Regions from separate parts of the Homo sapiens genome. Here all the other regions are linked to region 3. Evidence: read pairs that join two places in POLR2A ChIA-PET (ENCODE). Cell type or tissue: Panc1. All regions are shown on one strand.

The links. Peaks named below come from ENCODE experiments on the same cell type or tissue, not always from the same donor. Only the 100,000 strongest peaks of a DNase experiment are listed, where the experiment ranks them.
Region 1: POLR2A ChIA-PET joins it to region 3 with 5 read pairs; 17 of 35 experiments call an interaction of 5 or more read pairs at or near these places.
Region 2: POLR2A ChIA-PET joins it to region 3 with 5 read pairs; 12 of 35 experiments call an interaction of 5 or more read pairs at or near these places.

The regions. Positions count from the first base shown.
Region 1 is chr1:85,459,877-85,462,376 of GRCh38, reverse strand. All of the region lies in intron 1 of DDAH1 (dimethylarginine dimethylaminohydrolase 1), which reads left to right. Among named protein-coding and RNA genes, the nearest start is that of DDAH1, 4.0 kb to the left of the region's middle. In Panc1, no CTCF peak of the experiment used is centred here; no DNase peak of the experiment used is centred here; H3K27ac peaks cover 1,546 bases.
Region 2 is chr1:85,291,607-85,294,106 of GRCh38, reverse strand. No RefSeq gene overlaps it. Among named protein-coding and RNA genes, the nearest start is that of BCL10, 16 kb to the right of the region's middle. In Panc1, no CTCF peak of the experiment used is centred here; no DNase peak of the experiment used is centred here; H3K27ac peaks cover 1,911 bases.
Region 3 is chr1:85,595,582-85,598,081 of GRCh38, reverse strand. No RefSeq gene overlaps it. Among named protein-coding and RNA genes, the nearest start is that of CCN1, 16 kb to the right of the region's middle. RefSeq lists a silencer at 1-256. In Panc1, no CTCF peak of the experiment used is centred here; no DNase peak of the experiment used is centred here; H3K27ac peaks cover 1,561 bases.

The DNA of each region.
Region 1 (2,500 bases), 140 kb after region 3:
TCCCTTCTCTGACTAAAATTCTCAAGGGGCCCCCACTGAGCTTAGATAAACCCATTGAGCTGGGCTGTGCTTGCCTTTCCAGCTTCAGCTTCACCTCTGATCCCACCCCAAGCATCCCCTGATCCATGGATCGAGCGAGGTTCTTTCACTGAAGCTCACCAGACTATTGCTTTTATTTTGTCCGGGTACTCTTCCTCTTTCCTCTCTTCCCTTTTATCTGTCTTAAGTTCTCAGCTTACTGTTATCACTATTATTAGCTAATATTTATTGGGTACTTGCCACTTGCCATACACCATACCAGATTTATGATGTGCATTTCATTAATACTCACATCAACTCTTTGAACTCAATACTATCATAATTCCTATTTTAAAGTTGGTGAAACTGAGGCCTGGAGAGATTAAATAAATTGGCCAGGGTTATAGAGTGTAACCTGTAAAACCAGGATTTGAACTCGGGTTTAGAGAACTCCAAAGCTCTAGTCCCACTTAGACATCACTTTTCCAAGCATGGAATTGGTTCTCCTTTTATGAGCTCCTAAAACGCTATAAACTTCCTTTTATATATATCATACCACGTGATAATTGCCTGTTTACCGTTCTGTATCTCCCACTATTATGTAACCTGTCAGGGCTAGGATCATGTCTGTATTGGTCAACATTTTGTCACCAAGGCCTTGTATACAATAGGCATGTAGCAAATATTTTGTTGAACAAGTGTTCTCATTATTTTAGATTAACCTTAATTCTCCCTCCTTATGACATATTTGGTGTTTCACAAGCATTCCCAATCAGTAAGGTCCCAAAAGTTCTATTATGAACGTAGGTGGTTTATAGCTGTTTCTTCTTCTCCCTTTCCCTGTCCCTGCCTCTTTCTATTGTTATTGTTGTTTTGTTTGTTTTTATAAAAATCTTGAGAAATTCCTTCTTAATCAAAACATCGTGTTTCATTTAATGACTTTTCTTCCTTGGAATTCAAGAAAGTATTCCTGTGAAAGCCCAGTGTTTGCCTGAATGGGGCCTCAAAGATTAATAAAACACAGGCCCTGTGTGCAGGAAGCCTAAGTTTTAGTGAAGGAAACTGTATTTACAGAAAGTCAGTAAATAATGTTAATTGTCTAATAATGTTGTATCTTTAGATTTTGAGTATTTTTTATGTTTAATACTTTAAAGAAAAATAAGCCGTTAGAGGCCTATCAAATTTTACATGACTCCAACTTACTTTTTAGGGAAAAAATGCAACTTCTCTGTTTGTTTGTTTTTAGAGACAGGGTCTCACTCTGTCACCTAGGCTGAAGTGCAGTGGCATGATCATAGCTCACTGCAGCCTTGAACTTCTGGGCTCAACAATCCTCCTGCTTCAGCCTCCCAAAGGGCTGGGATTACAGGCACGAGCCACTGTGCCTGGCCAAAAGTCAATGTTTAAATGTCAAATAATGTAAACAAATAATCTAAAAGATGATGTAGGAGAAATAACAGGGTGTGAGGATTGAATTTTTTAAATTAAAACTTTTGTGTAGATAATTAATGCCTACAGTGCCAAAATCAAAAGGTACAAAAGGATATGCAGTGAAAGTGGGTGTTGCCCTTCTACGCCCACTCTTGCACCTGCCTAACCAGTTCTCCTCCTTAGAGGCAACTACTAATGCCAATTTCTTGAGTTTCTGTCCAAAGGTTCTTAGTACCTAATGAATGATTAACTGACAAAACTTAACTTAAGCAAAATTGCAAAATATATCCTGTTTTGCAAAAGGCCCTTTTGCCCCTTTACTTTTTTTTTAAATTTATTTGTCATGTACCCTGTTGACTAGGATTGCTCCTTTTTAACAGCTATTTTATCCTTTCCCAGGTACCAAGTGTTAGTATGTGGGGTAATTTTGTCTTGGAGAAAACCACACAAATGCATTCTTACAAAGTGATAATAGCTTTAATTATTGTTTCCTTGAGCTTTTGCATTTGTAGGGGCCTCTTCAGGAAGAAGTCAATGCTTAGCACCAGGTAATAAATCCCAAAAGTGGAATTAGGCATCAAATGGGGGAATGGGGACATAAATGGAAGGGATGGGGAATATAATTTGGATAGATGTTCCCCTTTTATTAGGGTACTTAGTAGGACCTATATATTTTGGTTCTGGGTTTATTCTCTGGTTAGGAAAAAGCCTAAATATGTTCATCCTGGAGGCAAGTGAACATCAAGATAATGTCTAATAGCTATAGCTAACAAATGCCAAGTTTTTGAATGTGTGTGAATCCTAAAAGGTGGTATTATTAACCCTATTCAAAAGATAAGGAAACTGAGGCTCAGGTAACTGAGGTTAAGTGACTTGTCCAAAGTCATACACAGTAATAAGTTGCAGAAATGAGGTTTTTATGAAAATCTGAAGGTCATTTTTTGCATGAAGTGCTTGTTGCCAGTTGCGGTTAATCCTAACATAACATTAAATCTATGTAGAATAACTACTTAAATCCCATTTTACACATTAGTGATATGCAATCTAACTC
Region 2 (2,500 bases), 300 kb after region 3:
CTCTCCTTCTGCCCTTGGGGTCCTTAGCATCTCCCTATCCCCCAGTCTGTGGACTCCTTAGTCTGGAGAGCAAAGCTTTCTTTGCAATTTTGCAGTTATGCAGCAGGCTGTTTCTGTCTTATACCTGCACTGGTGACTTTTGAACTTAAACACTATAAATTTGGCTAATTCTCTGCTTCAAGAGCGACATCCTTCCCCTAAAGCAATGATAACTCATATCGAGTTTTCTGGGCTGGGAGGAAGATCATTAGAGTGCAAGTGAAGAAAATCAGAGAGCACAAAGCTGGAAGAGGTGTGCAGGCTGCGGGTGGGTAAGAACACAGAGTGAATTATTTAAAACATTAACCCACTTCATATATAGGATCAGGTATTGCGCCTGTATATAAGCCTTGTTATTGTGGAGTTGTGTGTTCTCGTTCACATGATTCCTTGCTGGGCTACAGGACAGACATGTGGACCTCACATGGAGGAGAAAGCAGGAAAAGTAGCTGGACTTGGCTTGGTTCAGCAGAGTCTGGGCTGAACTGTGGACGTCCTGCTGCAGAGTTGAGTGGGGAACCTGGATCTTGGGATATGTACCAGGGTGGGACAATTCTGAGGATGTTCTATACCAGCTCTGTCCACTAGGAATATGCTGAGAGTCACATATGTAATTTCACATTTTCTAGTAGCCACAGTTTTAAAAAGCAAAATGAAACAGGTGAAATTAATTTTAATATTAATACATTTGTTGAACCTTGTCTACCTAAAATATTATATCAATGTGGTAATCAATATAAAAAATAATCAATAAGATGTTTTACATTATATATATAATTTCTAACAGTATATATATATATATATATATATATATATATATATATATATATATATATATATACTGTTAGAAATCCAATGTGTATTTTACATTTGGAGTGCAACTCAATTCTTACTAGCTATATTTCAAATGCTCAGGGGTCACAAGTGGCTAGTGGCTACCATCTTATAGGTCAGGGAAGCTCTATACTATTTCTCACAGGTTCCCAGTGGGATTGAGCCCCAGTTGCCCACAGTGGTAATCTTCTGATTGACGTCTCCTATCTAGATTTCCTTTCCTTCCCTGAAGGCCTCCATTCCCTTGCCAATGCTTCCTGGGATCATCCTTCAAGTGAACCACTTGCTGTTCACTCCTTCCCTCCAAGTCAGCTTCTGGGAAATCCAACCTAAGATATGATGTTCTAAGCCCATAAGCACTAAGGATAGCCACATCTTCTGTTAGTTAACTTCTTCTCACTGTTGAACTTTCTATTATTTTTACATGGAGTAAATACTTGCTAAAAGTTACAGCAGGGTGTATTCTACGTTATGACAACCTAGGGGGTCTTCCCATTCTGGGGCCTGAATAGCAGAGAACAATGTCCACTTCCCTCAGGCCAAAGTGGTGGGAGCAGTAGCAGTGCCCAAGGAGATAGCTGTGCTTAGCAGCGGGGTGACCTCTCAAGTGTCACCAACAGCAATGTGCCTGGGCATCAAGGAGCCTGGGGCAGCAGAACACAAAGGACTCATCTTGCTTTCACTTAAGATGGCCCTGGGGACCCTCGGATAGGCCAGAGGACAGTCTCCAATCACCAGACCAAGAGGAGGAAGTACCAGCTACCACAATTTTATATTTAAAAGGAAATTTAAATTTTTGTAGGTATAGATGGTAAGGTCGGGACACCCTGGTCACAAGTGAATTAATTCTCTTTTTTGTTTTGTTTTGTTTTTTGAGACAGAGTCTCGCTCTGTTGCCCAGGCTGGAGTGCAGTGGTGCAATCTCCACTCACTGCAATCTTTGCATCCTGTGTTCAAGTGAGTCTCGTGCCTCAGCCTCCCGAGTAGCTGGGACTATAGGTGCACACCATCACATCTGGCTAATTTTTTTGTATTTTTTTGCTGAGACAGAGTTTCACCATGTTGGCCAGGCTGGTCTCGAACTCCTGGCCTCAAGTGATCCATCCACCCACCTCGACCTCCCAAAGTGCTGGGATTACAGGCGTGAGCCACTCTGCCCAGCCACAAGTGAATTAATTATCAATCTGCTGTTTCAGTCAGGATGACTTCAGAGAATCCTCTGTCCATGCCTCTGAGAACAACAAAGAAAAACAATGACCAGTTGAGATGCAGATCAGCTCTGGCACTGTTCATAAATTCTCCTAGAAGAAGTGCTTTCCAAGGAGTGGGAACATGACTTATAGTGATGCCAAACAACACCTGACACATAACACAGCCCTGTGGGGGTGTGGAGCAAAGAAGAAAGAGCAGTTTCATGTCAGCAAGCACTAAAATATTTCTAGAAGAAACCTGACCCCTAAATGTCTACGTCTACATATATTAACAAAATATTCTGTGACTTATTTATCCAATGAAACTGGAAATTTCCTTCCTGCTCATTTGTATTTTGTCTCCATTTCTCTTATGCAAAATGGAATACCCTTTTGAGAATCTAGATGATTATTGCCGGGCACATTTTCACTGGAGC
Region 3 (2,500 bases):
TGATCAATAATGAGTTACAACCCATCATTGAAAACGAAATGAGATCATCATGCAAGTCCTGATATTATCCTTTGGTTGAGGGTGGAGACAGGGGATTGCCTTCCCAGAACTTATGGGAGGAAGAACACCCAGACAGATCTGAGGCTTTGCTGACGAGGAGTCAAGGAGATGGGGTATGGCCTTTCGGTGGGCACAGCAGGTACAGCATTTAAATAACTATGGGACTTCAATAATGGAATGAAAGTCTATGAAACCATTACAAAGACTGAGGGAAAACTACATGGATCAACATTAAATGCCTTTCAAGGTATAATAAATGCAAAGCTGTATGTGTATTCTAATCTTATTTATTTATTAATTAATTATTAGTTAATGGCAAGTGGACACACCCCCCAAATCTGTAAGAATATACACTATATGCTTAAAAGTGGCTCTCCGTGCTGTGTGTGTGTGTGTGTGTGTGTGTGTGTGTGTGTGTGTGTGTGTGTGTGAGAGAGAGAGAGAGAGAGAAAGACGGGGGGCTTACTAGGAAGCTTCATGTTTGACATTCTGTATTTCTTGTAATACTGAATCTGTATAAGTATGCCTGCTTTTAAAGGGAAACCAACAACAACAGAACTCAAACATTAAAGAGAATATCTTAAATGGCCAAGTCTCGTCTTAAATGAAAGAGGTCAACTCAAGACATGGGCTCTTTTCCAAGAACAAACTAATTTGGAGGATAAGAGGGACCTGTCTGAAAGTTTCCCTTAGGAGCCCAGAATGTAAACTCCCACTGTGGATGAGCTCCTTTATTTTAACCAGCAAATACTCTTAACAGAAGAGCTGAGTTTTTACCACTCAGATCAATCTCCGTTTGCTAGAGAAAGGTGTTACCTCTGTTATGGGAAGTTGGTGGTGCTGATTCACCTCTAGGAAATCCATGGGCGGAAATCTTCCCAGGAGCCCGGTTGACACCAAGACCCTGTCTCCTAGACAGACCTCCCTGTGACCCAAGTGCCTTCCTGTGCCCCAAATGCCTTTGTCAGGGAGACAGTCAGAGAGTAAATCCTCTGGGGTCTACCTTTTACTTCATAAGTGGCTAACTAACTATAACTACTTGGACAAGTCTTCTATCTCTCGGAGTTCATTGAATGCCTCTGCAAATATAAGTATTCTTTATTTGATAGCACTGGAAATAAGGACTTTGAGTCATTAAAAAAATTTTAGAGCCAACCCCCTGGCTATCTGCAGCAATGCCCCTGGGAAGTCTCTTTGGTTACCATAAAAATAGATGGTTAAATTCAGCAGACGTTCAGGATGCAGTGTATATCTTTGATTAACTTATCCGGTGTCGGTTGGAAAATATGACATGGTATTATAAATGGAATAGGTACACTTCCCCACAAAAATACACAGACTGGAATTGTAGAAGGAAGCGGGGCTGGGCGGTGCGGCATGTTTACAGCAGCATGGTGATTTGAGATGGTCTCTATTCTTTCTTGAATTTATAACAGCATTTCCATGCCTAAAATTATTTTTCTAAGTACTTCCACAGTAAAAGGGGTGGTCCAGGTTGTGCTTTCTTTAGAAAGAATCTGAATTTTTAAAGATCATCTCTTCCTGCCCTTTAACCCCCCTGACCATGTGTGTGCATGTGCACGCGCGGGCACACACACACACACACACACACACCTGTTCTCCATCAATCTCTCTCTCTCTCTCTTTTTTTTTTTTTTTTTTTTGAGACAGAGTCTTGCTCTGTCACCTAGACTGGAGTGCAGTGGTGCGATCTCTGCTCACTGCAACCTTCGCCTCTCGGATTCAAGGGATTCTCCTGCCTCAGCCTCCCGAGTAGCTGAGATTACAGGTGCCCGCCACCACCCCCAGTTAATTTTTTTGTATTTTTAGTAGACTGGGTTTCACCATGTTGCCCAGGCTGTTTTTGAACTCCTGACCTCAAGTGACCCACCCCCTCAGCCTCCCAAAGTGCTAGGATTGCAGGCATGAGCCACCACGCCCAGCCTGTTCTCCATCAGTCTCTATGCTGGTGAACTGCAGAGCACCCACTCTCAGGAGAGAGCTGCAACTCAGCTCCCACCATGTACAAATTGCTCATATGTGTAAATTTTTCAAAGGAAGCTAGAAATTTTACTTTAAAAAAAAAAAAAACTCCCAGTTTTCAAACATTGGCAGCAAGCCAGTTTGTGTGTGTGTGTGTGTGTGTGTGTGTGTGTGTGTGTCAGAGTCTCACTCTGTCACCCAAGCTGGAGTATACTAGTATGAATCTATTTCACTACAGCCTCCACCTTCTGGGCTCAAGTCATTCTCCTGCCTCAGCCTCCCATGTAGCTGGGACCACAGGCATCCACCACAATGCCTGGCTATTTTTTTAATTTTTTTATAGAGACAGAGTCTCACTTTGTTGCCCAGGCTGCTCTTGAACTCCTGGGCTCAAGAGATCCTCCTGCCTTGGCCTCCTAAAGTGCTAGGATTACAGGCATGAGCCACTGTGCCCAGC